Regions from separate parts of the Homo sapiens genome. Here region 2 is linked to region 1. Evidence: chromatin loops called from intact Hi-C (ENCODE). Cell type or tissue: Caco-2. All regions are shown on one strand. Each heading gives the region's core, and the rest is flanking DNA. Links, peaks and the distances in the headings are about the cores only. Region 1 overlaps LOC112268416 (a long non-coding RNA gene). Region 2 has its middle 19 kb from the start of PNPT1.

What was found. Hi-C counts contacts between places; a loop is a spot of excess contacts. Peaks named below come from ENCODE experiments on the same cell type or tissue, not always from the same donor. Only the 100,000 strongest peaks of a DNase experiment are listed, where the experiment ranks them.
Region 2: a loop joins it to region 1, with 9 times the contacts of the local background. A loop is called at or near these places in 2 of 110 quality-filtered maps.

What each region holds. Positions count from the first base shown.
Region 1 is chr2:55,834,572-55,850,611 of GRCh38, reverse strand. The region is part of intron 2 of LOC112268416 (a long non-coding RNA gene); the gene reads right to left. Among named protein-coding and RNA genes, the nearest start is that of EFEMP1, 81 kb to the left of the region's middle. RefSeq lists enhancers at 12,512-13,288, 13,289-14,065. In Caco-2, for the core only: no CTCF peak of the experiment used is centred there; DNase peaks (open chromatin) are centred at 7,231 and 8,434.
Region 2 is chr2:55,704,939-55,720,978 of GRCh38, reverse strand. No RefSeq gene overlaps it. Among named protein-coding and RNA genes, the nearest start is that of PNPT1, 19 kb to the right of the region's middle. RefSeq lists silencers at 3,746-3,938, 12,342-12,516. In Caco-2, for the core only: no CTCF peak of the experiment used is centred there; DNase peaks (open chromatin) are centred at 5,534, 6,422 and 8,098.

The sequences.
Region 1 (16,040 bases), core at 2,548-10,547:
AAAATTCCCTAAGGAACTCTACTTAGATTGGCTTAGATAAATGAGCACTCATATAAAATAATACTAATTAACAAATGCATTTTAGTTAATGTGACTTAAGCAAATCTTTAATAAATAAGCTGGTTTTAAAATTATTGGCAAAATCAAAATAGAAATGTCTTCAGAATTGTCAGCATACTTTTTTTCCTGGGTTTACTGATCAGACGGTTTTATATATTTGTCCTTGCTAGAAGTTTTAAGGTATCAAAATTTGACACAAAGTTTACAAAATTATAAGCCCAGCCTAAAAGAGAATGATCTTTGCTTGTGCAATTTTTTGATAAGTAACACTAATTTAATATTGTTGGCTTAATAAAAATGACTGTAGCTTCTGAGTTGTCAACAAAACACCAATGTATTTAACTTTAAAGTTCTGAGTTGGGTGAATATCTGATATTAACAGGCTATAAAAATGGTTAACAGGGATAACTTTAAATGATGACTAGCTTTGTCTAATATTTCCATTTTCACACATAATCTAGGTAAATTTTTAAAAAACAAATAAGTTAGATAATGTAAAAGAGATAAATGTTTATCAATCAACTTTTCATGTAATTTGAGATTTTAAAGTTACATTGAATTAAGCAATAGATATCCACTAAATGTCTGGGATCAAATTTCCAAAGCAAACCAAAGCTAAAACATAAATTTCTCCAGCCTGGGCAACATAGTGAGACTTCATCTCTACAAAAAAAAGAAAAAAAATTTAAGTACCTGAGCATGGTGATACATGCCTATAGTCCCATCTGCATGGGAGACCGAGGCAAGAGGATTGTTTGAACCCAAGACTTTGAGGCTGCAGTGAGCTATGATCATGTCACTACTCTCCAACCTCAGCAATAAGAGTAAGACTGTCTAAAAAAATTTTTTTTAAACCCTAAAATTGCTGAATATAAATATAAGGGTTTTTATAGAAAGACTAAATATATTTGCATTTATTAATACACGTAAAATTATGTTGTAATTATAAAATGGTTCTCATCTATAAAATACTGATATGTGACAAAGAGTTCAAAATTACTCAGGACCTTAAAGTATGCAAGATTACTAAGAGCTAAAATTCTAATTAATATATATAATTCTGTATACAAAGTGTACCAAAAAAATATGGGATGAGAAAAGTTATAAGAAAGTCATTAAAAAATGTGTTCTTATTAGAAAGAAGTAATTTTGTCTAATTCAGAGGTTATTTAAAGGTTGTTTCAAAATACAGAAACAAGACATAAAGAAACCAGTAAGTAAGAGTGAGAGATATGAAGAAAGTTATGGAGTTTAAGATGTATTTTTAGCAAGGAAGTTTTTTAAAAAGAGAACACTTTTGTATGAGGAAGAATCTTGTGTGATAAATTTTTGTCCTAAAGTAAAATGGTTATTTATGAAAGAGGAAGTACAGGACAAAGCAGAAAGTCTAAACATGTCACATAAGGTCTCAGTAGGTCATAATAAAGTTTAGGAAGGATGGATTATGAATTTATGAAAGAATTTTGTATATGATCTAATTGGCTATAATCAGAAAGGAATTATTTATGTCTTTCCAAAGGTTGCATTTGATATTAAAAATACACTAATACGAAACTAAAACTGTGGTCCTCTGTGTTACAACAACAACTTTTTTTTTTGAGACAGAGTCTCACTCTGCTGTCCAGGCTGTAGTGCAGTGGTTAGTTCTCAGCTCACTGCAACCTACGCCTCCCAGGTTCAAGGGATTCTCCTGCCTCAGCCTCCCGAGAACAACAACTTTTCTTAAAGTATTGATCTGCTCATAGTAAAGTTGCAAGAGGTTTTGATTTTAAAATCTAAAATCTGTTTCTTTTATGGCCATCTTCTAAACTGCAGACAGTTTCCATTTCTGCCACATTTCTTTCCTGAGCTCAATTTTTAATTTTCCTAGTTTCAGGCTGGGAATGCTGTTCTCTTCATTTAGAATGGTACTTTCATTTATTCAGGTATAATTTTCCTCATAAGCTTCTCCAATTCATATCTCAGAAGTTCAACTTTTGCTGTATCTCTAAGCACGTGGTTTACAGGTTATGCATCATTGCCTTCAGCTCTTTCTCCCCTTGAGAAGGCCCAGGATGATAACTTTCTCCTTCAACCTTTCATTAGCTGGTGGAACATCTTTTTTCCCACTTCTAACTCTGTTATCACCTGACACTAAAATGCTTATCTTGAAGGCCCAGAAAAGCAATGTTTTGCTCCAGTATAACTTGATTCTGGACTCTTGGCATTTGTTGATGTATCTGAATTTTCCGTGTAACCAGTAAATATCCTGTGCTGTTACTAAGAACCATATATTCCCCTGCTCAAAGTACTAGTTTTCTTGTTTACATTCCTCTATAGTAAAGTGTACACTTATGACCTTGGACATACTTCTTCCTGTGTCTGATTAAATTCAAATACTCTTTTTTAAAAATCAAGTTCATCTTCCAGTTTATCTAAATAAGCTTCCTACAAGAAAAAGCAATCACATTGCAGGGGATTTTTCTTTACCTTTTTTGTAACTGGCCTAAAAAAAAAGAATTTATATTTCATTAGGATAATTTCCTGTGTCCTCTTTATTAGGTTTTTTATTACTTAGAAAAACTGAGCTTTGAAATGGTTAAGGTTTTGCATACACCTAATTTTCTGTGCTGTTTTCAAAGACTTTTGTTATCACTGTTTAAATAAATGACTTATTTCACCATGACCTGTGATCCTCTTTTGAGTGGGTATTTTTGACCTTTTAATATTTTTGTCAGGCTTACCCAGGATCACAATTATAAATCAAGCCTTTTTGATCTAGAATTCACTTTGGGATTTTCCAGTTGAGCCCCTGGAGAGCCTCAAAGGACACATCTCTTATCTTGTAGAGATATTAAATGATTAGTATTATTTGGTAAATTATATAGGAAACATTGTCAAATAATAGGTGACTCTATATCCTCTTTCAGTTACATTTATGGGTATATTATTGAAAAAAGTATTTGGAAAATTATATAAATTCATAGAAATATAATACGTTAGTGATAATTTTGGTTATGTTAAATTTTCGTAAAAGTTATATTTGTGTTGATATTGTTGATGTGAATACTCTAAAGATTATATGGAATTTATAAAAGTCTTGATGTAACTCAGTCATGATTCTGGTTGTTATCTTAAAATACGTAATAGAAATAACTAAGTTTCCCTGCCAATTGTGAACTTTCATCAGTTTTAACCATGACTATTCTAAGTTTTTGTCATCCACAGTTATTGTTTTGATTTTTCTCTAAAAGCATCTGCAATCAGCTATAATTGCTTTTCTTTTTTTTTTGTTTTGTTTTGTTTTGTTTTAAGACAGAGTCTCGCTCTGTCACCCAGGCTGCAGTGGTCTGCAGAGCCACAATCTTGGCTCACTGCAACCTCCACCTCCCGGGTTCAAGTGATTCTCCTGCCTCAGCCTCCCAAGTAGCTAGGATTACAGGCACCCACCACCATCCCTGGCTAATGTTTGTATTGTTCATAGAGACAGGGTTTCACCATGTTGGCCAGGCTGGTCTAGAACTCCTGACCTCAGGTGATCCACCCACCTATACCTCCCAAAGTGCTGAGATTACAGGCATGAGCCACCACAACTGGCCTATAATTGCTTTCCATGAAAAAGATTCTAACAGTATGTTTAAGATAACACAGGTTTCCAATAACTTTAAGACCAACAGACTAAATAAAATTTTCAGAACTATAATAAAGAAATTGAAGAATTCATGAAACTGCTAATGAAGATCAAACAGAACAAAAATTAATTATGCAAGATTAAGTAACTAATGAAAATAATGTTTTTATTACTGTTAGTAGAAACATTAGTTCTATACATAAATGTGTTGTTTCCCAGATTTAAGGAAATTTTCTGTCTTAAGCTATCTATAGTTTACAGCAATTTAGTAAAATATAATTTTGTGAACAAGAATGAAAGCATTTGCTTTTGCTCCTTACTTGATTCTTCCAAAATTCAGAAACTATTTGTAAGTATTCTGATGGCAATATGGTTACTTGTGTAACTCTAATAAAAAGCTGCTCTCTCTTTATAGCAGGTTACAATTGGAAATATTGGTTATATTGCCAAGATTTTAGTGTCATATTTGAGAATGTGCATAGAATACCTGGCTTCCCAGCCTTACAGCGAGTACATTTAAAAATGTCACTCTCTGACAGGCCCAGGAACCTGAAGACTGTAGATAAAATCTAAAGTCTGCCTTAGCTTGGCTGCCTAGCCTCAAGAGGCTTGTAAATCTGAAGTTTCTATGTGATCAATGTAAAGAGAAGAAGTTATGTTTCTAAAGAAAAGCTACAATACACCTGTTATTAGACTGTAGCCCTGTGCATTGTTTCCAAGTTCTTGTTATCTGCCTATAGACTAGACTATCTTCTCTTTGTAAACTTTGCGTCTGGTACTTGTTAAATTTTTGCAGAAATATAACTCCTAAATGCTGTCCCAGTACTTTGAGATGATGGGAAAAGACTATAGAACAAGGTTAAACTTAATAATGAACTCCAAGTAGCCTTAGCCTGAGAGCCTCTCCCTTCAAATCTCCTTTGTTGCTCAAATGTGGCTAAAAGAGTTTTAACACTGACTGCTAGCTGCCATTCACTCTCTCCAATATGGGACCAGACCAGAAACCCAGGACAGGCCCATCCTGGCACAAAGGGCCATCAAAATCTAACTACAGGATGATTGATCAACAATGTGTTTGGAGAGAGATCTTGATCAAAAGTGGGAAATGGGACAGGTGCAGTGCTCACACTTAAAATCCCAACACTTTGGGAGGCCAAGGCAGGAGGACTGCTTGAGGCCAGGAGTTCAAGACCAGCCTGGGCAACATGGAAGGAGCCCATCTGTACACTATAGGTGTGTTGACACACACCTATAGTCCTAGCCACTCAGGAGGCAGAGGTGGGAGAATCACTTGAGCCCAAGAGTTCGAGGCTACAGTGAGCTATGATTTTCCAGCCCAGATGACAGAGCAAGACTCTCTCTCAAAAAAAAAAAAAAAAAATGGCAGCAGTGGGTGAAAATATGAGAGTTGTTAGAATCAAAATATAGTCACCCGTGTTAAAAAAAAAAAAAACCCTGACAAATAAGGCCAGGAATAAATATGAAGAGGGCAGTTCTCATTCATAAATGAATGATAAAAACTATCACAAAAGATTTTGCAAAAACTGCAGACTTGCACACACAAAAATACTTCTTCGAGGACATTTCCCCAGCAAGTGCCTGTCTAACTTTGGGCTGCTGTCATCATTGTTGTTGATCCTTGTAGCCAAGGATAATTATCTCAAAACAATTATGTAATTTTCCTTATTTTTCCTTTAAAAAGTTTTCTCTTCCTTTTACCCGCCTGAGTATGCACATAGTTTACCATGGCACATGTAAGCAAAGGTTGCCTCATCAAAGCTAAAAAAAGACTGTGCAATTCCCATTGCAATGCTCTATTCCCAAATAAATATCATTTTCTTTTAGAGGGCCTCTCTCTGTGATTTAGACTAACAGCAATAAACCAAAAGTAGGGCTGGAAGACATCATAAGTAAGTAAACTGCATTAAGGTCTTTGGTCTCTGTTAAAGTAATTGTACTAATAGAAAACTATTTATGAAAGTTAATTTACGAAATACAGAAGTCTTCTCAACACCCCTAACATCACATGATGGAAACTGGAGATGACTCTTCTTCCCCATCTCTAGACAAGGCAAATAAAGAAAAAACTAACTTTACACTAGGAAGTGCGTGCCTCTAGTCCCAGCTACTTGAAAGGCTGAGGCAGGAGGATCGCTTGATCCCACGGTTCAAGGCTGCAGTGAGCTATGATCGTACCACTGCACTCTAGCCTGGGCAACAGAGTGAGACCCTATCGAAGAAGGAGGAGAAGGAGAAGGAGAGGAAGAGGAAGAGGAAGGAGAAGGAGGGAAAGAAAGAAAGGAAAGAAAGAAAGAAAGAAAGAAAGAAAGAAAGAAAGAAAGAAAGAAAGAAAGAAGACTAGGAATATCTAGGCAGCTATTAAAATTAGTCTGTTTTCATGAAGGATCTAAATGGAATAGGTAAGGCATTAAGCAGTTACAATGTCTAATTTAAATTGAAAACACAATACACATACCTGTGAGATTCTTTTTTAGACCACTGAAATGCACTTCCTTTAGACCAAACATCTAAAGGACACTGTTAAATATAAAGTTTAAACATAAAAATCCCTTATAATGCAGTAAACATTTATGTGGGCTGAAGAATATATTCAATTGTGTAGGACTGAAGAATTGATAAAACAGTAAGTACTCCTTTGTATGCTTCTTAGAGATTAATGTAGAGCTGTTGAATATCAGTTGCAACTTAATAACATGCTCAGATTTTTGCATTTTTTTTTAATTGCTCAAGATTTGGCACATTTTTTTCTGTTGAGTGAAAGCCCATGCATGCAATTACCTGTGAGGAAAGCTATAGACACGTTAGGGCCACTTTGCCTTAACAGAAGTAGCTGTACATTATGAATTGCATATTCTCCATCTCTGGTCCTAAATCTAGCAGGCCATTCCAAAAGCTTCCATGGGGGCTTCAGCATATATCATTTACTTCCTGTTCCAAAAAAAAATAGTTCCTTAAACAGCAATTCTCTTCTTGTTCCCAAAAACCGTTTCAAACACTCTGTGATGAAATTATGCAAAGGAAACAAAACAAGTGATCCTTTGGATGTTACAAAATGGCAGTCAGGAAGTCTAATAGCAGCCTATGACCACTTGGGAGGAGGATAAAATTAAACATCTGCTCAAAGACACAAAAGAAATTTTGTTGACATTGTTTTTTTAATGGTCCAAGTGTCGATCTGAGGATTCCATTTTGAAGTCACTGAAGTTATATCAAGATACATTTTTTATTCAATGAGAGTGCTCAGAGGTGGGTGGGGCAAGTTTCCATGTCACACAAATAAAAATAGATGATAAATAAAAAGAAGAAATGAAACATGATGTAATACAAAGCCATTTAGCTCTGCCAGATGCTTCTGTAGCAAACAAGGAATAGCAGCAAGTCAAATGCATGTCCTGTTATCTTCCCATAGCTTCAGTAATGAATTATTTGGTGTGAAAGCAAGCTTGGGCCCCAGATCTTGACAGTTTTATAGTCCTTGGTCAAAGTTTTCAACAGCGTTTGGGGCAGGCGTGACTAGGCAGCTAGATTACACATACTGAATTTCCACTTACAGATACACAATGTTTACTTTTCAGGGTGAGCCAGTAAACCAGCTCACCAATTAGGCCACACATTCTTTGTGCCTCATGAAAGCTAAGCAAAGACTGTGGATGTAAAAGCCTCAGAAACACATGCAGCTGGAATTTCCTCCAATGTGCCGTCACACAATCTCCATGAAAAAGACTCTCAGTGACCAGTAGCCTTCTGTATCACAAGCACAAGTGTCTCTCGAGTGGAGAGTTCTAGTTCTGTGGGTTCTGAAGACCCACATCCAGGCAGATGAAAGGATCAAACTTCAGAAACAGAGGCAAAGTTTTACCAAAAAATCACCTAAACTCCTTTATGCTCCCTATCACTTAGCCTGTCATTCAAGTTTCTCCGCAATCAATTGTTCAACTTTTTAAACCAAACTTTCCTTAAATGAATCCTATGTTCCAATCAAACTGATCTTCTCATGGTATTCTAAATATGCAGTATGAATTTCTACCTCTCTGTCTCTGCTCAAACCATTGGCTCCACTCAGAATGTCATCATCCTGCCCTCCCTATCTCTTCTTCCTCATCATAAATCTAACACCTGCACCTAGACCCCATTCAAAGGCAACCTCCTCCATGAACACTTCTTGGCTACAGTGATTTCTGTCTTCTCTGGCCTCTTGTAGCATTAACTTCTTTTACACAAATTTGATGCTAATACTGCTACATGAACATCTTCATATCATCATAGAACTTTTTATGTATGTGTATTTTGCCCTCCCAAGAAACTGCCCAGCCACCTGTAAGCCACTTCTACTTGGGTGGCAGTCATACTGCAAATTCAACAAATCTACACCAAACCTATATCCTTCTTAAATATCTACTGCCAGAACCATCATTCATACATTTCAGCTAGGCTCAAAATTATGAAATCACCTTTGATTTTTCCATATTCCCCATATTCAATTAGTCACCAGGGCCTGGGAATTTTAGCATTAACATATCTCTTGCAACCACCGCTTTTTCCATTTCTGCTGCCAACACCCCTGTTCAGGCCTTTATTTCTTCATCTGGACTATTTCAATAGTCTCCCAATGGCCTCTCTATCTGCAGTTTATCCACCACCTCCAATCCAATCTGAGCATACAACTAGACTAATCTTCTCAAATACAGCTCTGACTCACATGATTTATCTGTGTAAACATCTCCAATGGCATCCCAAGGCCTACCAAATAAAGCAAAACTTCCTCAATCTGGCCTGAAGTGGGCCCAGTGTAGTGGATGTGGTAATGCCACCCAGATCCTCCTCTACCAGGATAATCATTCCCCTAGATACCAGCAATGTTGGCTTCTGCCAGGTCATAGTTGAACCCCTTGCCAGAAATCGCCTTTGGCAAAGGAGCAGTTTGTCCTGAGTTCGCCCCCTCCCCAGAGGTAGCCCACATTCAATGACTGATTGCTGTGAAGATACACAGCCCCAGCCCCTTGCCTCAATTCAGAACTTTGTGAGGTTATGCCAGCTTCTAATTACCACATGGGATCAGCTGACAGCCCTGTTGCAATTTCATTTCAGTTCAACTTCACCTTCTGCCATATCCTGCCCCTCTCACTCCCTCACTCTCTCACAGGAGTTAATCCCAAGAGCACTCCCCAATAAATTGCCTGCACTGGAATCTTCATCTCACAGTTTGTGCTCAGGAAACCCAGTGTAAGACACCCAACCACCTTTCTTTCATATCTTCCACTCTTGTCTTTTGTATATCCTCCACTCCAGTCAGTCTGGGTGATCTGCCATTCCTTTAAGCCATCTCATGCATTAACACTCACTCATTCATCCAAAAAGTGTCTACCGATTATCTAGAATGTTCCAGACTCTATAAGGAGTATTGGCCTAAATGAATATAGACAAGTAAACAGGCCAGTAGGATACAGTAGAAGCAGTGACTTCCCAGCTAACACCAGAGAAAGAGCAAGGGAAAAGAGTGTGCTAGATAGGGAAGAGCGTGCACGGAGTCTGAGAGATAGGAAAACCTGCCTGGTATGTGAGTGAACTGCAGGTGCACTTCAAAATGTCTGAAGCTCAGGGAGCTTGAGGAGTGGTGGCAAGAGATGAGGCAAGAGAGGTCAGCAGGTCCAGAATGAGAAAGACAAGAAGCCTTATTGGGGACCTGGACACTATCCTTAGAGCAAAGGGAAGATATTAGAGGGTTGTAAGGAAAGAAAACACAATGATCGTATTTGTGCCTTAGAAAGATTCCTTTGGCTACAACGTAGAGAAAGAATTACCTGGAGGGAAAGTTGAAGGGAAATGGCTACTGCAGTCATCCAAGCAAAAGATGATGGTGAGCTGACCCAAAAAGGTAGCAATAGAGATGGAAAGACCTGGACACATACAGAGATATAAAACAAAATAAAATATAAAAGATCTAGTGGTTCTTTACATGGAAGGTGTTGGGGAGGGAGGAGTCAAGATTATACCATGGTTCTGAATTGAATAACTGGGTGTACATTATTCACTAAGATAGGAAACTGAGGAAGATGCAGATTTGGGGAGAAAGATAATGGGTTTGGTTTTGAACATGCAGAACTTAAGGCATTTAAGTAAGAGCTGTGTATATGAATGTGCACAGCAGAAAGTTAGCTATATAGGTCTGAACTTCAAGAGGGCAGCCTGGCTAGAGACATAGGCAAGGCATCATCAGTATATATATACACTCATAGAAACCTGGAGATGAGATTGACAAGAGCCATCAGAAAAGCGGAAGTAAACACAGCAGAATGTGGTGTCTGAAGCCAAGAGAATAACTTCAAGATGAAGCAAGTGGACAACAGCATCAAATATTACTCAGGCCAAATAGAATAAGGACTAAAAAGAGTGTCCACTGATTAGAAAAGCCACTGTGCCTTTGCTCAAACTATACCCTTGGTTTGGGATGTCCTTTCCCACAACCAGAAACCAAAGAAACATTTTCCATCTTTCAAGGATCTGCTCAAGTTACCTCACATTTGCATATGGCAGTTTAGTGAACATCATCACGTTACCTCATTTACTGACAGTAAGATCTTGAGGGTTAAGACCATCTCTTATGCATCTTGGCATCCCCTTCAGCTCATTAAAATGTAGATGCTGTAGGTTCAGAAAAGGAGCCAAATGTGCAGGAAAAGGTTCATCAAAGAACAGAATCTAAGGGTTGGAAGAGCTGATCCACAGGGCAGAACCATTGCCTGTCCCTGCCAGCAAGAGGGTACACATAGGACAAGCCGCTGCCCATGTGGGAAGAGTGATGAAGAAATTTCCTTTACTGTTTAGAAAGGAACTCTAAATAGTCTTTATCCTTATATGCAAACTTAGTAAATGAAATGGTAAACAAGACTTTCCTGGCTTTTCATTGTGACATTAATTTTGTGGACCAGTTTAGTGCTAGATCTGGAACAAAATACCCACATCTTCCAAAGCCTGGCTGACATCACTTACCCAAAAGGGAGGCCATGAATAGCCACTGATAGCAGGCATTCATCTTCTGAGTTTTTTGTTTTGTTTTGTTTTTTTCTGGAGCGTAAACATCTAAAAAGGAAAGGCTTTTTGAACTAGGTGCAACTGCCAACTTCATTTACCCCCTCATATTTAATGAGCCTATTTTGCTTTATGAGTACTTCAAAAGAGCTGACAGAGAGGAGGAGGCTATGAATAGAAAACATGAAGCAACTTGCTGAGCCCTCATTGTGAGGTCGACAGCTTGCTTTGTCATACCCTTGCAGACCTACGTTTTCATGATTCCTTTTTCAAACACTTATCGAAATCCAAAGCAGAAGAGAATTCTTGATCTCCTCCAAAGTGTCAACATGAAAGACAATATTTTAAGGCAGCCTGAGGGAGATGTGGTCACCAACACAGTAACAACAATCAAGGTGGTAGTAATGCGGTACATTTTTTTGGAGGCATTAAGCCCAGTCCTCCAAAATTTGCTGCACAGCTGCAGGGATAGGAAATATTCTGCCCTTCCCCCATTCCTGCCTAAGCAACATTCCTGTTGAGTTGTCAAGAGGCCCTGGCATTTAGAACATTGGCAAATATTTACTCAACACCAGTAGAGTACTTTAAATACGGCGAGTCCTCAATGGTGGAGACACTCGACACCACTAACAAATAACCCTTTGAGCAGTAGCTTTTTATAAATGTAGGGAGGACAGAGTAGAGGAGATAAAAATTAATAAGGGTAGGAATTCCCAGCAGCTTCAATCTGGAATATGATGCCTAAAGGAATTTCAAGTTAGTAAGTTTGTAAATATCTATTAACACTAAGTACTGCAGGATTCTGGGTGGTCGCCTCTTTTCACCACCTCATTTTGCCATTTTGGCACTGCTTTCATATTAATGTTGTGTATAATATTGCACACTTCAATTCTGGGTGTCTTTACCCCTTATATTGTGGTTTCCACTGACAACCAGAGCAGGTTAAAAACAAATGATACACTTCACACTGATCTATCCCACAATTGCTCAAGGATGAATAGCATCATAAAAGTGGAACAAGCTGTATAAGGAGAGCACTTCAGGCAGGAGAAAGAGTCAGCTAAATCTGACACCCAGGAAGGAAATTAGGATTTAGTCCAATGCCAGCATTTTACATCATTTTTTTTTAACTTAACAAGCTGAGACATGAGTTTTACCAAGATCACATAATTATAAGCGTCTTCTCAGAATTAGTTTTACTCTCTGTGTTTCCTCTGTTTTTAATACCTATAATATTAGAACTCGATCGCAATATAACTGCATGCTACACTTTACAATCTTGTTTAAAAAAACATTTATTTTAGGTTCAGAGGTACATAGGCAGGTTTGTTATATAGGTAAATTATGTGTCACCAGGGTTTGGTATACAGATTATTTCATTATCCAGGTAATAAGCATAGTGCCAAATAGGTAGTTTTTTTTAATCCTCTCCCTCCTTCCACCCTCCCTCCTCAAGTAGGCCCCAGTTTCTGTAACGTGCAGTATTTGATATTCTGTTTCTGCATTAGTTTGCTTAGGATAATAGCCCCCAGCTCCATCCATGTTGCTGCAAAGACATGATCTCATTCTTTTTTATGGCTGCATAGTATTCCATGGTGTACCACATTTTCTTTATCCAGTCTATCATTTGATGGGCATTTAGGTTGATTTCATGGCCTTGCTATTGTAAATAGTGCTGCCATGAACATATGTGTGCATGTGTCTTTATGGTAGAATAATTTACATTCCTTTGGGTATATACCCAATAATGGGATTGCTGGGATGAATGGTAATTCTATTTTAAGTTCTTTGAAAAATCACCACACTGTTTTCCACAATGGCTGAACTACTTTACATTTCCACCAGCAGTGTATAAGCATTCTTTCTCTGCCATCTCCCTACCATATTATTTTTTTACTTTTTAATAGTAGCCATTCTAGGCCAGGCATGGTAGCTCACGCCTTTAATCCCAACACTTTGGAAGGCTGAAGTGGGTGGATCGCTTGAGCCCAGGAGTTCAAGAGCAGCCTGGGCAACATGGCCAAACCCAGCTTCTATAAGAAATACTAAAATTACCCAGGTGTGGTGGGCATGCACCTGTAGTCCCAGCTACTTGGGAGACTGAGGTGAGAGGATTACTTGAGTCCAGGAGGAGGAGGTTGCAGTGAGCCAAGATTGTACCGCTGGAGTGCAGTGGTACAATAAAAAACAATAATAATAATAGCCGGGTCCATTCCAAGATGGCCAAATAGGAACAGCTCTGGTCTGCAGCTGCCAGCGTGATCGATGCAGAAGATAGGTGATTTCTGCATTTCCAACTGAGGTACCTGGTTCATCTCATTGGAGTTGTTTTGACAGTGGGTGCAGCCCACAGAGGGCAAGGCAAAGCAGGGCAGGGTGTTGCCTCACCCAGGAAGTGCAAGGGGTTGGGGGGATTTCTCTTTCCTAGCCAAGGGAAGCTGTGACAGACAGTACCTGGAAAAAAGGGACACTCCCACCCAAATATTACGCTTTTCCCATGGTCTTAGCAACTGGCAGAGCAGGAGATTCTCTCCCGTGCCTAGTTTGGTGGGTCCCACACCCACAGAGCCTTGCTCACTGCTAGTGCAGCAGTCTAAGATTGACCTGCGAGGCTGCAGCCTGGCGGGGGGAGGGGCGTCTGCCATTGCTGAGGCTTGAGTAGGTAAACAAAGTAGCCGGAAAGCTCAAACTGGGAGGAGCCCACCACAGCTCAGCAAGGCCTACTCCTCTATAGACTCCACCTCTATGGGCAGGACGTAACTGAACAAAAGGCAGCAGAAACTTCCGCAGACTTAAACGACCCTGTCTGACAGCTCTGAACAGAGCAGTGGTCTCCCAGCATGCTGTTTGAGCTCTCAGAATGGACAGACTGCCTCGTCAAGTGGGTCCCTGAACCCCTTGTAGCCTAACTGGGAGACACCTCCCAGTAGGGGAGGACAAACACCTCATAAAGGTGGGTGCCCCTCTGGGACAAAGCTTCCAGAGGAAGGATCAGGCAGCAATATGTGCTGTTCTGCAATACTTGCTGTTCTGCAGCCTCTGCTGGTGATACCCAGGAAAACAGGGTCTGGAGTGGACCTCCAGCAAATTCCAACAGACCTGCAGCTGAGGGACCTGACTGTTAGAAGGAAAACTAACAAACAGAAAGGAATAGCATCAACATCAACCAAAAGGACATAACACACCAAAAACCCATCTGTAGGTCGCCAACATCAAAGACTAAAGTTAGATAAAACCACAAGGATGGGGAGAAACCAGAGCAGAAAAGCTGAAAATTGTAAAAACTAGAGCACCTCTTCTCCTCCAAAGGATCACAGCTCCTCGCCAGCAATGGAACAAAGCTGGACGGAGAATGATGTTGAGGAGTTGACAGAAGTAGGCTTCAGAAGGTCGGTAATAACAAACTTCTCCAAGCTAAAGGAGCATGTTCTAACCCATCACAAGGAAGCTAAAAACCTTGAAAAAAGTTACACAAATGGCAAACTACAATAAATTGTATAGAGAAGACCTTAAATGGCCTGATGGAGCTGAAAACCATGGCATGAGAACTTCATGATGCATGCACAAGCTTCAATAGCCAATTTGATCAAATGAAAGAAAGGATATCAGTGATTGAAGATCAAATTAATGAAATAAAGCAGGAAGACAAGACTAGAGAAAAAAGAGTAATAAAAATGAACAATGCCTCCAAGAAATATGGGACTATGTGAAAAGACCAAATCTACATTTGATTGGTGTACCAGAAAGTGACGGGGATAATGGAACCAAGTTGGAAAACACTCTTCAGGATATTATCCAGGAGAACTTCCCCAGCCTAGCAAGGCAGGCCAACATTCAAATTTGGGAAACACAGAGAACACCATAAAGATACTCCTTGACAAGAGCAACCTCAAGACACATAATTGTCAGATTCACCAAGGTTGAAATGAGGAAAAAATGTTAAGGGCAGCCAGAGACAAAGGTCGGGTTACCCACAAAGGGAAGCCCATTAGACTAACAGCAGATCTCTCAGCAGAAACCCTACAAGCCAGAAGAGAGTGGGGGCCAATATTCAACATTCTTAAAGAAAAGAATTTTCAACCCAGAATTTCATATCCAGCCAAACTAAGCTTCATAAGTGAAGGAGAAATAAAATACTTTACAGACAAGCAAATACTGAGAGATTTTGTCACCACCAGGCCTGCCCTAAAAGAGCTCCTGAAGGGAGCACTAAACACGGAAAGGAACAACCAGTACTGGCCACTGCAAAAACATGCCAAATTGTAAAGACCATCGACGCTAGGAAGAAACTGCATCAACTAACGAGCAAAATAACCAGCTAACATCATAATGACAGGATCAAATTCACATATAACAATATTAACCTTAAATGTAAATGGGCTAAACGTCCCAATTAAAAGACACAGACTGGCAAATTGGATAGAGTCAAGACCCATCAGTGTGCTGTATTCAGGAGACCCATCTCATGTGCAGAGACACACATAGGCTGAAAATAAAGGGATGGAGGAAGATCTAACAAGCAAATGGAATATAAAAAAAGCAGAGGTTGCAATCCTAGTCTCTGATAAAACGGACTTTAAACCAACAACGATCAAAAGAGACAAAGAAGGCCATTGCATAATGGTAAAGGGATCAATTCAACAAGAAGAGCTAACTATCCTAAATATATATGCAGTCAATACAGGAGCACCCAGATTCATAAAGCAAGTCCTTAGAGACCTACAAAGAGACTTAGAATCCCACACAATAATAATGGGAGACTTTAACACCTCACTGTCAATATTAGACAGATCAATGAGACAGAAGGTTAACAAGGATATCCAGGACTTGAACTCAGCTCTGCACCAAGTGGACCTAATAGACATCTACAGAACTCTCCACCCAAAATCAACAGAATATACATTCTTCTCAGCACCACATAGCACTTATTCTAAAATTGACCACATAATTGGAAGTAAAGCACTCCTTTGCAAATGTAAAAGAACAGAAATCACAACACACTGTCTCTCAGACCACAGTGCAATCCAATTAGAACTCAGGATTAAGAAACTCACTCAAAACCACACAACTACATGGAAACTGAACAACCAGCTCCTGAATGACTACTGGGTAAATAACGAAATGAAGGCAGAAATAAAGATGTTGTTTGAAACCAATGAGAACAAACACACAACATACCAGAATCTCTGGGACAAATTAAAAGCAATGTGTAGAGGGAAATTTACAGCACTAAATGCCCATAAGAGAAAGCAGGAAAGATCTAAAATCGACACCCTAACATCACAATTAAAAGAACTAGAGAAGCAACAGCAGAAAAATT
Region 2 (16,040 bases), core at 4,779-12,778, 130 kb after region 1:
GGACGCGGTTTTCTTTAGTTCCAGAACAGGAATCCTTCCGCCATAACAGGCTGCTTCAGACATCCATGGAGTTATCTGAAATCCTGAGAGAACACCTCATCTATCCCCGGACATCCACCAGTTAAAATCACGCCCAAAATAAATAAATAATAAAATAAAATCATGTCCAGTGCGGAAAAAATGCTTACAAAATTCTTCATTTACTTATTCACTCATTCAAAAATGATTTGTTGCGGGCACTCTATGTGTCCAGCATTGTGCTGGCACTTGGCATCCGGTTGTGAGTAAATCAGACACAGCTCCTACTCTCCCAGAGCTTGCAGTTCAGCCACGGACAGAGACAACTCACACCATCACATAGGTAAATGTATAATTACAGACCATGAGGAACGCTGTCCAGAGTGAGCACAGCACGCTTTGAAAGCGTCTAGCAGGGAGACCTCACCTTATCTGAAGCATCCGGGTGGGCTGGGATGGGAGGAAAGGGTAGGGAAAGAAGGAGCAACCAAAGCCAGAGAAAGCCGTGCCCGGCCAAGAGAATCGCATCTAAAGAAGCCCTGAGGCAGCAAGGAAAATTGAACGTGAGTTATGATAGCAATTTTATATAAGCAGAGGGGGGAAAGTCTAGCAGGAAATACTCCAAAACATTAATGATGCTTTCTTCTGGAGAAGGACTGGTGATGTTCATTTCCTTGTTTATGCTTTATTGAATATTGCAGATTTTCTGCAATAAAAGTATAAGCTTTGTGATCTGGAGGGGAAAAGAATAAAAAATCTGGCTCAAAAGACCCCTGTGTGAGAAAAGGAGGGAAAATAGAACCCTCTCCCAACCACTCCAGATATCCAGGAGCTGGAGTGTGAAGCTGGAAGTAAACAGTACAAGAACATAATTCACTGTGATTATTTTTTATTTTTTATTTTTTTATTTTATTTTTATTATTTCATTTTATTTATTTATTTATTTATTTATTTATTTATTGCTTAGGCTGGAGCACAGTGGCAACAATCATAGCTCACTGCAGCCTTGAAAACCGGGGCCCAAGCAATGCTCCCATCTTGACCTCCCAATGTCCTGGGATTACAGGCATAAGCCACCAGTCCCAGCCCACTCTGACAATTTAAAAGGGTCCTGAATACTCAAAAGGTACAAAGCTTTGCAAGAAAGGGAACTAATGTGTATCTAGCCCTATCATGTGGCTAGAACTACCCTATAACTACAGCATTTCCTGGAACAGTAATATACAGATAATGGTGCCTTATTTCCACAATTTACCTTCTGATTGTATTCCTTTCTCTCACACTAACTCTGTTAGATGATTATTATCACCCATATTTTACAAATGAGAAAGAAAGTGAAATTTAAAGAGAGGTTAAGTAACTTGCTCACAGTCAGTCCTATTAGGCGGGAGAGCTGGGATTAAAAGAAAATCCCAGGCTAGGGTGCAATGGCACAATCTCGGCTCACTGCAACCTCCACCCCCTACCCCAATAGGTTCAAGCGATTCTCCTGCCTCAGCCTCCCAAGTAGCTGGGATTACAAGCACTTGCCATCATGCCTGGCTAATCTTTTATATTTTTAGTAGAGATGGGGTTTCACCATGTTGGCAAGGTTGGTCTCAAACTCCAGATCTCAGGTGATCCACCCACCTCGGCCTCCCAAAGTGCAAGGATTACAGGCGTGAACCACTGCACCTGGCCATAAATTCTTAACTGACTCTCATGGTGCCGTCTATATGTGAATGGTCTATGGACTGGTGCCCCTGCTGAGACTGGTGAAAGACAAGTTCTCTTTAGAAACTTGAAGCAGGTAGAAAACCACCTTGACCCTGACTGCCATTTGCCTAAGGGTCTGAGACCTAGCCTGGAGGGAGTCTGTTCCTGATTCTTAGAGAGGGCACCAACCGATAAAACCTGAGCTCTGATTGCCCAAAAGCAGTTTGCCCTGTAAAAACCAAGTATCTAGCTTAGTGGGTCTCAAACGGTAGCATTCATCAGAATCACTCAGAGAAATTGTTCAAATACAGACCAATAGGTCCACCCTCAGAAGTTCTAATTCAATAGGTCTGGGGTGGGGCCCAAGAATTTGCATTCTAACAAGTTCCCAGGTGATGCTGACGTTGCTTGGTGGGGGGGCTGCCACTTTGAGAACCATTCGCATAGTCTAATGTAAGGCAGGACTCACAAGAGTGTCAGCGCCTTGCACCACATTCTGAAACTGAGAGTTTATCTCACCCTGGCCAACCCACCCCACCTCCACCTTCTATAAAGTGGTTCTAGAGTAGGTAAATAATGGAGAAGAAACCGTGCCTCTCAAACCTGCGATGAACCAGGACCAGAAATGTTTGCTGGAAAACAAAAACAATTGATTTGGGGGATGGTGGAAGTTTATTTTTTATTTTTTATTTTTGGAGGGAGTTTTGATTGCTGTCATTTGGGTAATTATTTTTAATATGAACCCCAAAGCTTTAAAATGTTGTTGCTACATTAATCCTAAAATGTTAGTTAAGTTCACCCACAAATATAAAACTTAAAATTCCATTTTACAGTTTGAGTTACAAAGGAGGTCGCAAAAACCTGAAGAGGTGAATTAAGCAACACCTGAGCGCCCTCTAGTGGGAAATGAATTCTCCTAGTGTCCAAAGGCTGCCAGTATGCTGAACAATAAATGAGATTTCCATTATTTTCTTTTAACTCTTTGAAGCTGGCGAATGGTTTGTGCATTAAAAACAAATATGAAGAAAAATGGAAGAAAGCTAAATTTTAGATCGTGTAAATATCTGTTACTCTTCGAATTTTCACCCACTAGTTTAAGCATCCATTGATGATTCTTGCTTGCCTCAATCAATTATTTATGATGGCAGAAAGTATCTTTACTTACATTATAGAATCCAAAGCACTTTAACAATCTATTAATTTATTAATATAGAATTCTAGTGAACTCTTGAGATTACCTCAAGTTGTAAATATTATGCTGGTCTCGTTTGAAAACACATAAGACTTTTGTAGAAATCACTGGTCTTGTGGCTGGGCACGGTGGCTCATGCCTGTAATTCCAGCACTTTGGGAGGCCAAAGAGGGTGGATCACCTGAGGTCAGGAGTTCGAGACCAGCCTGGCCAACATAGCGAAACTCTGTCTCTACTAAAATACAAAAAGGTAGCCAGTGTGGTGGCGGGCACCTGTAATCGCAGCTACTCAGGAGACTGAAGCAGGAGAATCACTTGAACTTGGAAGGCGGAGGGTGCAGTGAACCAAGATCGTGCCATTGCACACCAGCCTGGGCAACAAGAGCAAAACTCCATCTCAAAAAAAAAAAAAAAAGAAAAGAAAAGAAAGAAAGAAAAAGAAAGAACTGGCCTTGTTTCCATTTACTTGACATTTCGTAAAGCTAACTTTTGCACTTTGTAAAGTGTCTTGACCCACTACATGGATCTCTCTGGATTCAAATTAGTACAGCACGTACCTAAATGTTCAGAGCCAGATCTAGGGGTTCAGTATAAACCTGTTTTTCTATTAGACGCCTTTATTTCTATAGAGGCAGTACCATCTTCTCAATCCCTTGTAATCCAACCATCTTTAACCTTTGACCTGAGCCACACTCTCAAAGGCAATAATTTCCCGCTCTTCTTAGTCACTGGTCCCTCCTCTCCATTCCTGTTTCTGGCATCCTGGTGTAGTGTCCTGACTCCTCTCTGCCTTTAATTTTTCTACTTCTAATGTATCTTATATAATACCTGAGATTATTTTTCCTAAAGCATAGTCCCATTCAAAGTATTGCCTAATGCGAAGCCCAATGCGAAGCCCAGTGCTCATTAGAGACACAACCCCAGTGCCTTTCAGGACTTGGCTCCGACTTACCGTGGTAGCCACATCCTCCTCATCTGGCTTTAGCTTACTCTATAGTCACACAAACAGGAAGTCTCAGTTGTTCCCAAACAATATCCTGAGGGTGACTGTGCCTTCACTTGGACAATTCCCTCCCATCATATCCCCATATCCAAATCTTACCAATCCTTCAAGGCCTAGACCAATCCTTCTCTATGATTCTATCTTTCCTAATTCTGCAAACCAGAAATTATTTATCCTCTTCTGAGTCTTTTTTTATTTTATTCCTCTGAGTTCTATTTCTGTTTCCTCTGTGTCATTTATTACTTTCAACCTTGTATTACAGAACAAGGTGGTTAACAAGTACCTCAGACTTGGCATGACCAAAAACTGACATCATGGCCGGGTGCGGTGGCTCACGCCTGTAATCCCAGCACTTTGGGAGGCCAAGGCAGGTGGATCACCTGAGGTCAGAAGTTTGAGACCAGCCTGGCCAACATGATGAAATCCTGTCTCTACTAAAAATACAAAAATTAGCCAGGCGTGGTGGCGGGTGCCTGTAATCCCAGCTACTTGGGAGGCTGAGGCAGGAGAACCGCTTGAACCCGGGAGGCGGAGCTGGCAGTGAGCCGAAATCATGCCACTGCACTCCAGCCTGGGCAACAAGAGCAAAACTGTCTAAAAAAAAAAAAAAATGACATCATCTTCTCTCACACTCTAAATCTCTCAGAAACCTGGGAGTCATCCTGGAGTCCCCCCTTCCCCTCAGCCTTTACTGTAATCATAAACCAAATTCTGGATGCCCTGAACATCTCTAACATTCACACCCATTCTGCCCTCTTGCAATGCCCTAGTTCTTGTCATCCTCATCACTCATGGAACTACAGCAACTAGTCTCTTTCTTGTCTTCTGATCTTACCCCCTCAAGTTCACCCTCCACACTACCACAGGAGACATCTTGGAAATTCAGACCTTTACATCTCTCTCCTACTTAAACCCACCTATAGTTCTCCACTGCCTACAGAGTGCAGTCCCGGATCCACAGCACAGAATCACCCATCCTCTAGTTTTGCATCTTACCACTTTCCATCTACAGTTTACAGTACAGTAAGAGCAAACTGATTCCAGTTCCCTAAACACACTCTGCTGTTTTACAGTTCTCCACCTCTGTTCTGCCTGGGCTGATCTTCCCTTCAAGACCCCTCTTCCAGAACTGCCCCCATTGCATTACCCCAGGAGTGCTAGTCACACAGGATACAATGAGTCGGGCCAGGAGTGGCCTCTGGCATCCTCAGCTCCACTTCTGTACCTGGTGATGTCATTCTGGTTGAGTTCAAAATTCATCTTTCTCAGGAAGCTTTCCTGGAATTCTTCAGCAAGCAGAAGTCTGTGCACAGGGCTTCTATCATAGCACCTTGCCATGTTTGTTTGTTTGTTTGTTTTGAGACAGTCTAGCCCTGTCGCCCAGGCTAGAGTGCAATGGCGTGATCTTGGCTCACTACAACCTCTGCCTCCTGGGCTCAAGCGAGTCTCCTGCCTCAGCCTCCAAGTAGCTGGGATTATAGGCACCCACCCCCACGCCCAGCTAATTTTTGTATTTTTAATAGAGATGGGGTTTCACCATGTTGGCCAGGCTGGTCTCAAACTCCTGACCTCAAGTAATCTGCCCACCTCCGCCTCCCAAAGTGCTGGGATTATAGGCATGAGCCACCATGCCGGACCACCATGGTTTCTTTTGAAGCTACCTGGCTGTGTGTTTGTTTCTTTCATTAACAGAGTTAAGGGCAAAGTCCATGACTTACTAATCTTTATAGCTCCATCTCCTAGCCCAGTGTCTCATACATTCAATAAATGTTGGTTAAACTGAAATGCTGTGTTCATGCCATCTCACTTTCAGGACTGATTTTCTAGAGAGGAATTCTGACTTATAGTACATATCTTTACATCATCTATAGTCATCATACACAAAGCTGGCTAAATATCAGAATCTCCTGAAGAGTTTTTTTGTTTTGTTTTATTTTAAATATAGCTTCCTGGGCCAGGCACGGTGGTTCACACCTGAAATCCCAGCACTGTGGGAGGTCGAGGCAGGCAGATCATTTGAGGCCAGGAGTTCGAGACCAAAGTGACTGACATGGTGAAACCCTGTCTCTACTAAAAATACAAAAAAATTAGCCAGGTGTGGTGGCACACACCTGTAGTCCCAGCTACTCAGGAGGCTGAGGCAGGAGAATCGCTTCAACCTGGGAGGCAGAAGTTGCAGTGAGCTGAGATCATGCCGTTGCACTCCAGCCTGAGTGACAGAACAAGACTGTCAAAAAACAAAACAAAACAAAACAAACAAACAAACAAAATATATATAGGAATTGAGTGTATTACAAAGATGCCATTTCATATCATGGGGGAATGGATAGCAACCATTTCTCCAATAGTGCTAATTTTCATAATTTCCCTAGGCCATAATGTGATCAGTACTTTAATAATTTGATCGTGATACAGAACTGATGCTGACTACATGTATAAAAGCATAGGACACAAAGCCACTTTGCTGGAATGAGTGGCTACTCTAAGGTATTTATTCACCTGGGCAATGCGTTTGCTCTTACGTTTACCTTTGATGTTTACGAGGTATGCTGCAAGTAAAATTGCCAGGTCAAGGCCAAAGATTAAAGAAAAGAATAAGTGGAGGGAGTGGAATGTAATGAAAGTGAAGAAGTTTATTTTGTCAGTTTTAATATAATTTATTATTTTTAGCATCTAATAACTAAAGATATTTATATTCAAAATTCCTTTATTATTGAAATCCCTGCAGCAAAAATAACTTTGATACTGCCCCTCTAAAAATTCTCCAACTCCTAATTTCCTTAATCTCCGGAAACAATGGTTTTGATAATATACTTTTCGTAGTGATAAGCATCTTAGGAATGATACTATTGGCTTACAACAGAATAAGTTATATTTAATAAATAGTATTGCCTGACCTTATGGAACTTACAGATGAAGGGAAGAAGAAACCATTAAACAACATCAACATGACCAAACCTGAACTCACCTTTTTTCTCCCAAATCTAGACTTCTTCACATCCGTTTAAGAGAAGCATACCATGGCTTACTTGACTCTGGCCACTACATATTTCTCCAGCCTCATCTCTTGCCACTTTTTCCCTCAAACATTCCTTTCCAGGCCATGCGCCGTGGCTCATGCCTGTAATCCCAGCACTTTGGGAAGATGAGGCAGGTGGATTACCTGAGGTCAGGAGTTTGAGACCAGCCTGGCCAACATGGTGAAACCCCATCTCTACTAAAAATACAAAAATTAGCCAGGCGTGGTGGCAGGTGCCTGTAATCCCAGCTACTCTGGAGGCTGAGGCACAAGAATCACTCAAACCCAGGAGGCTGAGGTGGCAGTGAGATCGCGCCACTGCACTCCAGCCTGGGTGACAGAGCAAGATTCCGTCTCAAAACAACAACCACAAAAATTCCTTTCCAGATAAAATAAAATCACTTCACTTTTCTCACTTCCTGGTTTTTATATATGTGTTGCCTCTGCTTTAATCACTCTTTTCTACCCCTTTATCACTTGCCTACTTAGCAAGCAGCTCTTCACCTACTCTAGGAAGCTTGACCTGACACCCTCCTCACTAGTTTGTGTTGGCCTCTTATCTCTCTGCTCCCTATGGCACCCTGCACTATGCCCATCATAGCTGCTACTACGCTGAATTGTATTTATCTGTTTACTTCTCTCCTTCACCACCAGACTATAAACTCGCTGATGGTAAGAATTGTGCCTATTATGTTTACTCCTATACCTCTAGGCTTAACACAATCCCTGGGACATGGCAGGCTTCAATAGTTCATTGGTTAAATGGATGGATGGATGAATGAATGAATGAATGAATGAACAGTGTGATAATTGTTACAGAAAAAAATTATCAAAAAGTGTCAAGATCACCTTCAGGTTTGATGATTCACTGAAAGGACTCACAGGATTCAGAAAAGCTATTACACTCACAATTATGGTTTACTACAGCAAAAGAATGCAGACTTAAGTCAGCAAAAAAAAAAAAAAAAAAAAGGTATATAGGGCAGACTCCATGAGAAACCAAGAACAAGCTTCCAGTTGTCATCTCTCAGAGGAATCTCACAGACAGCACTTAATTCCCCCAGTTAAACAATTCGTGATAACAAGCACAAAGTGTTGCCAACCAGGGAACCCCACAAAGCCTTTGTTCAGAGGTTTTTATTGGGGTCAGTCACATAGGTGTGGGATACCTGCATGACCAACTCTACTTACTCTATCTCCAGCCTCCTTCCAGAGGTCAAACTGATACAGTGTGGCCCAGGGCCTCAGTCACACAAAAACAGGCATTTATCATAAATCACATTGTTAGCATAAACTAGCCACGTAAACCAAAGTCTCAGGTACACAAAGACAGTCTTATCAGAAAGGATATTTTAAGGGCTCAGAGGTTACCTCCCAGGAACCATTCAAGGACCCTTCCTGAAGACCTTTGGAATGTGCAGAATTTGAGGAACCCAGGCCTACTGAGTTAACCCTTTACTTATTACAGAAACTCGGTAGACTCGGGTAGGCTAAAGCAGGCCTCCCAACAGAAACATCAGCTGAGCCGCATACAAACGTATAAGCAGCATAAGCAAAATCACTGAGGCACAAGTGAATATGGCTCTTTGGGGGACTGAAAACTCATTCAGCTCAAGTCTCCTCTATTACAGATCCTCAAGTTTTAAGTCCCTATGACCACCCCTCTCCAACCTGCATTTATCTTCTCTCTAGGCTGTCTTTTCAAAATACTGGAAAAATGCTCCTCACATCATTCCATATTCTTCTTAATCTACTTTTTATGGCATGCAGAACTTTATGCCCCTTTTCTCACAAAGCATTTCTTTCAAAATATGGTCTGTATGTATTTTGAAACTCAAAAAGTATTTATTATTTTCTTTCTTCTTTTTAACAATCTCTCCTAGGGGCACTTAAAGTACCCTAGTTACTTCCTAGGTTGGGGACAATGGTAGGATAGCATAAAATATTAGGAGAGAGGAATAAGTTTATATCTCAAAATATAGACTCATTATACTCATATGTCTCCTTGCAAATTTCTCAAGAGAAAACAGAGTCTCGCCAGGCGCGGCGGCTCACACCTATAATCCCAGCACTTCGGAGGCCGAGGCGGGTGGATCACCTGATGTCAGGAGTTTTAGACCAGCCTGATCAACATGGTGAAACCCCTTCTCTACCAAAAATGCAAAAAATTTAGCCAGGTGTGGTGGTGGGCATCTGTAATCCCAGCTACTTGGGAGGCTGAGGCAGGAGAATCGCTTGAACCTGAGAGATAGCGGTTGCAGTGAGCCGAGACCACACCACTGCACTCCAGCCTGGGCAACAGGAACAAAACTCCGCGAAAAAAAAAAAAAAGAAAGAAAGAGAGAAAGAAAGAAAGGAAGAAAGAGAGAGAAAGAAAGAAAACAATGTCTTATATATCACTTGAATTCCCAGTTGCACATTGCTCATGAATTTATATTAGGCCAAGTCTGCATGGCCATGCTCTACAATTAAATAAAATGATAAATGTGAAGAGTGCTGCAATGAACATACATGTGCATGTATCTTTGTAATAGAATGATTTATATTCCTTTGGGTATATACCCAGCAATGGTATTGCTGAGTCAAATGGTATTTCTGGTTCTAGATCTTGAGACACGGAATCAACCCAAATGCCCATCAATAATCGACTAGATAAAGAAAATGTGGTACATATACACCATGGAATACAATGCAGTTACAAAAAGGAACAAGATCATGTCCTTTGCAGGGACATGGATGGAGCTGGAAGCCATTATCTTCAGCAAACTAACCAGGAACAGAAAACCAAACACTGCATGTTCTCACTTATAAGTGAGAGCTGAACAATGAGAACACATGGACAAAGGAGGCAAACAACACACACTGGGGCCTGTCAGGGTGTGGGGTGGGGGAAGGGAGAGCATTAGGAAAAATAGCTAATGCATGCTGGGCTTAATAACTAGGTGATGGATTGATAGGCACAGCAAGCCACCATGGCACACGTTCACCTGTGTAACAAACCTGCACATCCTGCACATGTACCCCAGAACTTAAAATTAAAGTTAAAATTAATTTTTAAATGATAAATGTGAAAACAACATACTGCCTACATTCAACATATTCAATAAATCATTATTGAAACCAAACCCCAAAATTTTAAGCATCATTTCCAAATTTACCTCTTCATCAAAAGGGATAACAATTTCAGTGTGTATAGACCTCAAGTCTTTTTTTTTTTTTTTTTTTGAGACGGAGTCTCGCGCTGTCACCCAGGCTGGAGTGCAGTGGTGTGATCTCGCCTCACGGCAACATCTGCCTCCCGGGTTCAAGCAATTCTCCTGTCTCAGCCTCCCCAGTAGCTGGGATTACAGGCGCCGGCCACCACGCCTGGCTAATTTTTGTATTTTTAGTAGAGACAGGGTTTCACCTTGTTGGTTAGGCTGGTCTAAAACTCCTGACCTCAGGCGATCCACCCTCCTCGGCCTCCCAAAGTGCTGGGATTACAGGCATGAGCCACCACACCCAGCTAGAGCTCAAGTCTTGAGTGAAGTATACTTTCTTAACATTCAGAGTATTTAAAAAATTTAATTAGGAGGTCATTAGGCTGAAACAACTCCGGCACCTTGGGTCCCCTACTAGTAAACCAAAACCTAACTCATTGTCAACAGTAAAATGAAACTTAAGCTTAATCAATCAGAAACCACCAACTAACCTCTAACTAGGAACTTTCCACTTTAACCAATCAAATATTTTCTTTGTCTTTCTTCCACAAACACCTTATAAAAGTTTTCCCATCAAACCTCCTTGATGGAGTCCTGGACTGCTTAAGGTCTGGTGCTGCCCAATTCATGAATCTCTGCCTGCACAAATAAATTCTTCCAAATTTTAATGTGCCTAAGTTTATCTTTCAACAAAAGCAACCAAATTTTACAAAAGTTAAAAACTAAAACTAAAATTTTCCACAAGAAAATATTGGGGCAGGGGAGGTAAATTAAACTGGGCTATGTAGCTAGAGCCAAAACCAAATTAAACAAGGCCTAATGAGAACCAGGCAGAAGCCTAAGAGAAATCTCGTACACCCTTTTCACCCTGGCATTTCTTTGCTTAGAGTCCATCAGAGTCTGTATTGAAAGGGATGAAATGTGAACACATTTACTAAAGAAATTGCTGTGCTTTCTCACGTAATGATATAGGCTCCATGCATGGTTAGTGATATTGAGAATGATGCGTATGAGAACCAGGAAAAAAAGAGATAAGGATTGCTAAAAGAAAGAGAAACTGCAAATGTGAGTGGATTTCTGTGAACTCAATAATTTTTGAAAGCTATATGAGAGACTGAAAAGGACAATAAAATATTAAAGTTGACCAGGCACGGTGGCTCACATCTGTAATCTCAGCACTTTGGGAGGCTGAGGCGTGCAGATCACCTGAGGTCAAGAGTTGGAGACCAGCCTGGCCAACATGGTGAAACTTCATCTCTACTAAAAATACAAAAAAAATTAGCTGGGAGGGTGGCGCGTGCCTGCAGTCCCAGCTACCCGGAGAGGCTGAGGCAGGGGAATTGCTTGAACCCTGGAGGTGGAGGTTGTAGGGAGCGAAGATTGCACCAATGCACTCCAGCCTGAGCAACAGAGGGAGACTCCATCTCAGAAAAAAAAAAAAAAAAAAATTAAAGTTGATACTACTGCTCAACTTCAAATCCATCTCTCTCATAAGATTGATTCACAAGAATAAGCAGAGGCTTTATTTATTTATTTATTTATTTATTGAGATGGAGGCTCACTCTGTCACCCAGCTGGAGTGCATTGGGGTCACTGCAACCTACGCCCCACAGGTTCAAGCGATTCTCCTGCCTCAGCCTCCCAAGTAGCTGGGATTACAGGCACCTGCCACCAGGCCCAGCTAATCTTTGTATTTTTAGTGGAGGCGGGGGTTTCACCATCTTGGCCAGGCTGGTCTTGAACTCCTGACCTCGTGATCCACCCGTCCCAACCTCCCAAAGTGAGGGGATTATAGGCGTGAGCCACCCGGCCCGGCCCTCGAGGTTTTATTTTAAATGTAAACATTTCAAAGACTACAGCATGACCTTGAACATCATCTCTTTAAAAGAAAATAAGCTGTGAGAAGCTAAAAGCTTTTGATTTTAATGAGGGTTAACGATGATAATGTAAAGGTTCTTTGCATATAATAGTCCATTTATTACAACAGCTCATGCTTGTCTGCTGAGCCACCTGTTTCATATCCAAGACACAGTAAGCATATTTCAGTAGAAAGTCTCAAGTTACTCTAAGACATTCTAAATTTGGCTCAATGTTATCATCTTACACAATGAGCCAAAATTCAAATGTATGGATTGCTTCTCTCCCGATCAGACTTATGCCAACTGTCAAAGGAAACCAGAGAAAATTGGGTGAAGAATGGTTTCCACATTATCCCCGAGCTAACATTAAAGATAGCCTATTCCAGCTGGGCGCGGTGGCTCACGCCTGTAATCCCAGCACTTTGGGAGGCCGAGGCGGGCGGATCACGAGGTCAGGAGATTGAGACCATCCTAGCTAACACGGTGAAACCCCGTCTCTACTAAAAATACAAAAAATTAGCCGGGCGAGGTGGCGGGCGCCTGTAGTGCCAGCTACTCGGGAGGCTGAGGCAGGAGAATGGCGTGAACCCAGCGGGGCGGAGCCTGCAGTGAGCCGAGATCGCGCCACTGCACTCCAGCCTGGGCGACAGCGAGACTCCGTCTCAAAAAAAATAAAAAATAAAAAACAAAAGATAGCCTATTCCAAAATCAGGTCAAAGACATAATTATTCTGTTAACAAAACACAGAAACACAGAACAATTTTAAGGAGCAAGAGAACACGTTAATATGTTCTGAAATTCCCACTAGCATAATTGACCAAAACAATTCTAAAATTCCCCAAATTTTAATTCACATTAATTACAAATGACAAACACAATTAATATAAACTGTAATGGTCTAAACTAATTTGACTAAGCATGCAATGCACTGTTGGCAAGGTCAGGCTTTTATGCTCAATTACTGCTCATTCATCCTGATTTTAAAGAAACTGTTTTGTTTTGTGAGAAGGAACAATGACCCCACTATCCTAAGAACAATTAACCAATGTGAAAAGTTAGACAACAATCCAGTGGTATGGGGTGTGGAGGGGGGCACTGCATTTAGTTAAAATCTAAGAACACACAAGTAAACACCAAAGACTACTTGTGAATTGATTCTGTTTATCACAAACCAGTAAAACTTTCTCTGTAGCAGTTTGTGACTGAGTTGCATGTACGAAAGCATCAGGAGTGTGGTCAGCACAAGAAAAATCTATTCCCTAGGAATAATGACAATGATGGGTGGTGGTAGAAGTAGCAAATAACCAAAATGGTCATTGGCGGTAGCATGACACAGAGCAACACTCATGACACTGAGGGTCTAAACATTGAACCTTGCTGTTTTAAGATCTGGAAAAAATTAGGGGTGATCCTTTCTGGAGGCAGACCCTTTCTGATTGTCTTGTGTTGGAATGAAGGAAAAGTTCAGTACACCAAGAGACAAAAACAGGCTGAAAAAGGTTTTTACTATCCCTTATTGTCAATTAAAAACAAAAAGACTGCAGCAGCAAATATCATCCAGGCATATCTAACCTGCTGCTACCTTCTGCCTTAAAGTGGGAGTTTTTAGTTATCCAGTTGGCCCAGAACCCCAGAACTGTGCAGTTTGTTCGTTCTTAGGGAAGATACAGAAGAGATATCTGCTACCTGCACCAGCAGAGCTGGGTGACCATTCCAAAGGAGGGAAATGTTCTAACCTCTGTTACTGCTTTCCTCAGAGCAGAAACTGTGGGCCAGCAGTGCTATCTAGTCACAGCTTTCTTACTGAACCCATGACAATGAGGAATAGGTGTGTTTGTTTCTTAAAAAATATATATTAAAAAGTAAAACACAAAAATTAAGTAAGAAAGCATAATTTTTAGATAAATGCTTACTTTTCACAGACAATGAAAAGAGCAGTAGCAGATACATTTTCTGTATCTTCCCTAGGGACAAACAAACTGAGCAGTTCTGGGGCTCTGGACCAATTGGATAACTAAATGTGTGAATGTACTCTTCCTTGATTTTCCCAAGTACACAGTCTGTATTCTGGATAGTGCAGCAGTGTCCATTACATATATAATCCCTATAAAAACTCTGTGCAATTGACATTGTTATGACATTCACACTCACCAGTATGTGAAACTTTTTTAACTGCAAATGTCAGAAGCCCAGTAAAAATTAACTGGGAAAAAAAAAATCCAATAATTCACATTTCTGCAAACAAACCAAATGTCCATCAACTGATAAGTGGATAAAGAAAACATGGTATATCCATCCAATGAAATATTATTCAGCCACAAAAAGGAAGAATGTAGTGATATATACTATAACACGAATGAACCTTGAAAACAACCACCACCTTTTTATCCTCATTGCTATAATTCAACATTTGATCCATTGGTCCCACCATTTCTCACTATTCATCAACTTTCTCTTGGTTTCATGTCCACAGCGCCTTGTCTAGCCTAGATTTCATGGTCCCCTCCTTATTATTTTTTTTTATTTTTTTTATTTTTTATTTTTATTTTTATTTATTTATTATTATTTTTTTATTTTTTTTTTATTGATCATTCTTGGGTGTTTCTCGCAGAGGGGGATTTGGCAGGGTCATAGGACAATAGTGGAGGGGAAGGTCAGCAGATAAACAAGTGAACAAAGGTCTCTGGTTTTCCTAGGCAGAGGACCCTGTGGCCTTCCGCAGTGTTTGTGTCCCTGGGTACTTGAGATTAGGGAGTGGTGATGACTCTTAAGGAGCCTGCTGCCTTCAAGCATCTGTTTAACAAAGCACATCTCGCACCGCCCTTAATCCATTTAACCCTGAGTGGACACAGCACATGTTTCAGAGAGCACAGGGTTGGGGGTAAGGTCACAGATCAACAGGATCGCAAGGCAGAAGAATTTTTCTTAATACAGAACAAAATGAAAAGTCTCCCATGTCTACCTCTTTCTACACAGACACGGCAACCATCTGATTTCTCAATCTTTTCCCCACTTTTCCCCCTTTTCTATTCCACAAAACCGCCATTGTCTTCATGGCCCGTTCTCAATGAGCTGTTGGGTACACCTCCCAGACGGGGTGCTGGCCGGGCAGAGGGGCCCCTCACTTCCCAGTAGGGGCGGCCGGGCAGAGGCGCCCCTCACCTCCCGGACGGGGCGGCTGGCCGGGCGGGGAGCTGACCCCCCCACCTCCCTCCCGGACGGGGTGGCTGCCGGGCGGAGACGCTCCTCACTTCCCAGACGGGGCGGCTGCCGGGCGGAGGGGCTCCTCACTTCTCAGACGGGGTCCCCTCCTTATAATCACTCTTCTGCAAACATCCATAACTCCTTTGCCCCTCTCTCCCTCAGTCATCCTTGCCTAGTGTAATAGTCAGCTTGGGCTGCCATAACAAAATACCATAAACTGGGTGACTTAAACAACAGAAATGTATTTTCTCACAGTTCTGGAAACTAGCAGTCCCAGATCAAGGTCTGGCAGAGTCTGTCCTTGGAAGAGGCTCTCTTCCTGGCTTGTAGATGGCTGCCTTTTCACAGTCCTCACGTGATGAGGAGAGAGGGAAAGCCCAAAAGCTCTCCGGCGTCTCTTATAAGGAAACTAATCCTATCAGAGCTCCTCCCTCAAGATTTCATTAAACTTAATTACTGCCTTACTTCAAACGCAGCAACATTGGGGGTTAGAGCTTCAACATACAAATTTTTTTTTTTTTTTTTTTTTTAGACAAAGTTTCGCTCTGTCACCCAGGCTGGAGTACAGTCACTCAATCTTGGCTCACTGCAAACTCCACCTCCTGGCCTCAGCCTCCTGAGTAGCTGGGATTACAGGCATACGCCACCTCAGCCAGCTAACTTTTTTGTATTTTTAATAGAGACAGGGTTTCGCCATGTTGGCCAGGCTGGTCTCAAACTCCTGGCCTCAAGTGATCCTCCTGCCTCAGCCTCCCAAAGTGCTGGGATTACAGGCGTGAGCCACCGTGCTGGCTGAGCTTCAGCATATGAATTTGAAGGGTGGAGGGACACAATTAGTTCATAGCACCTA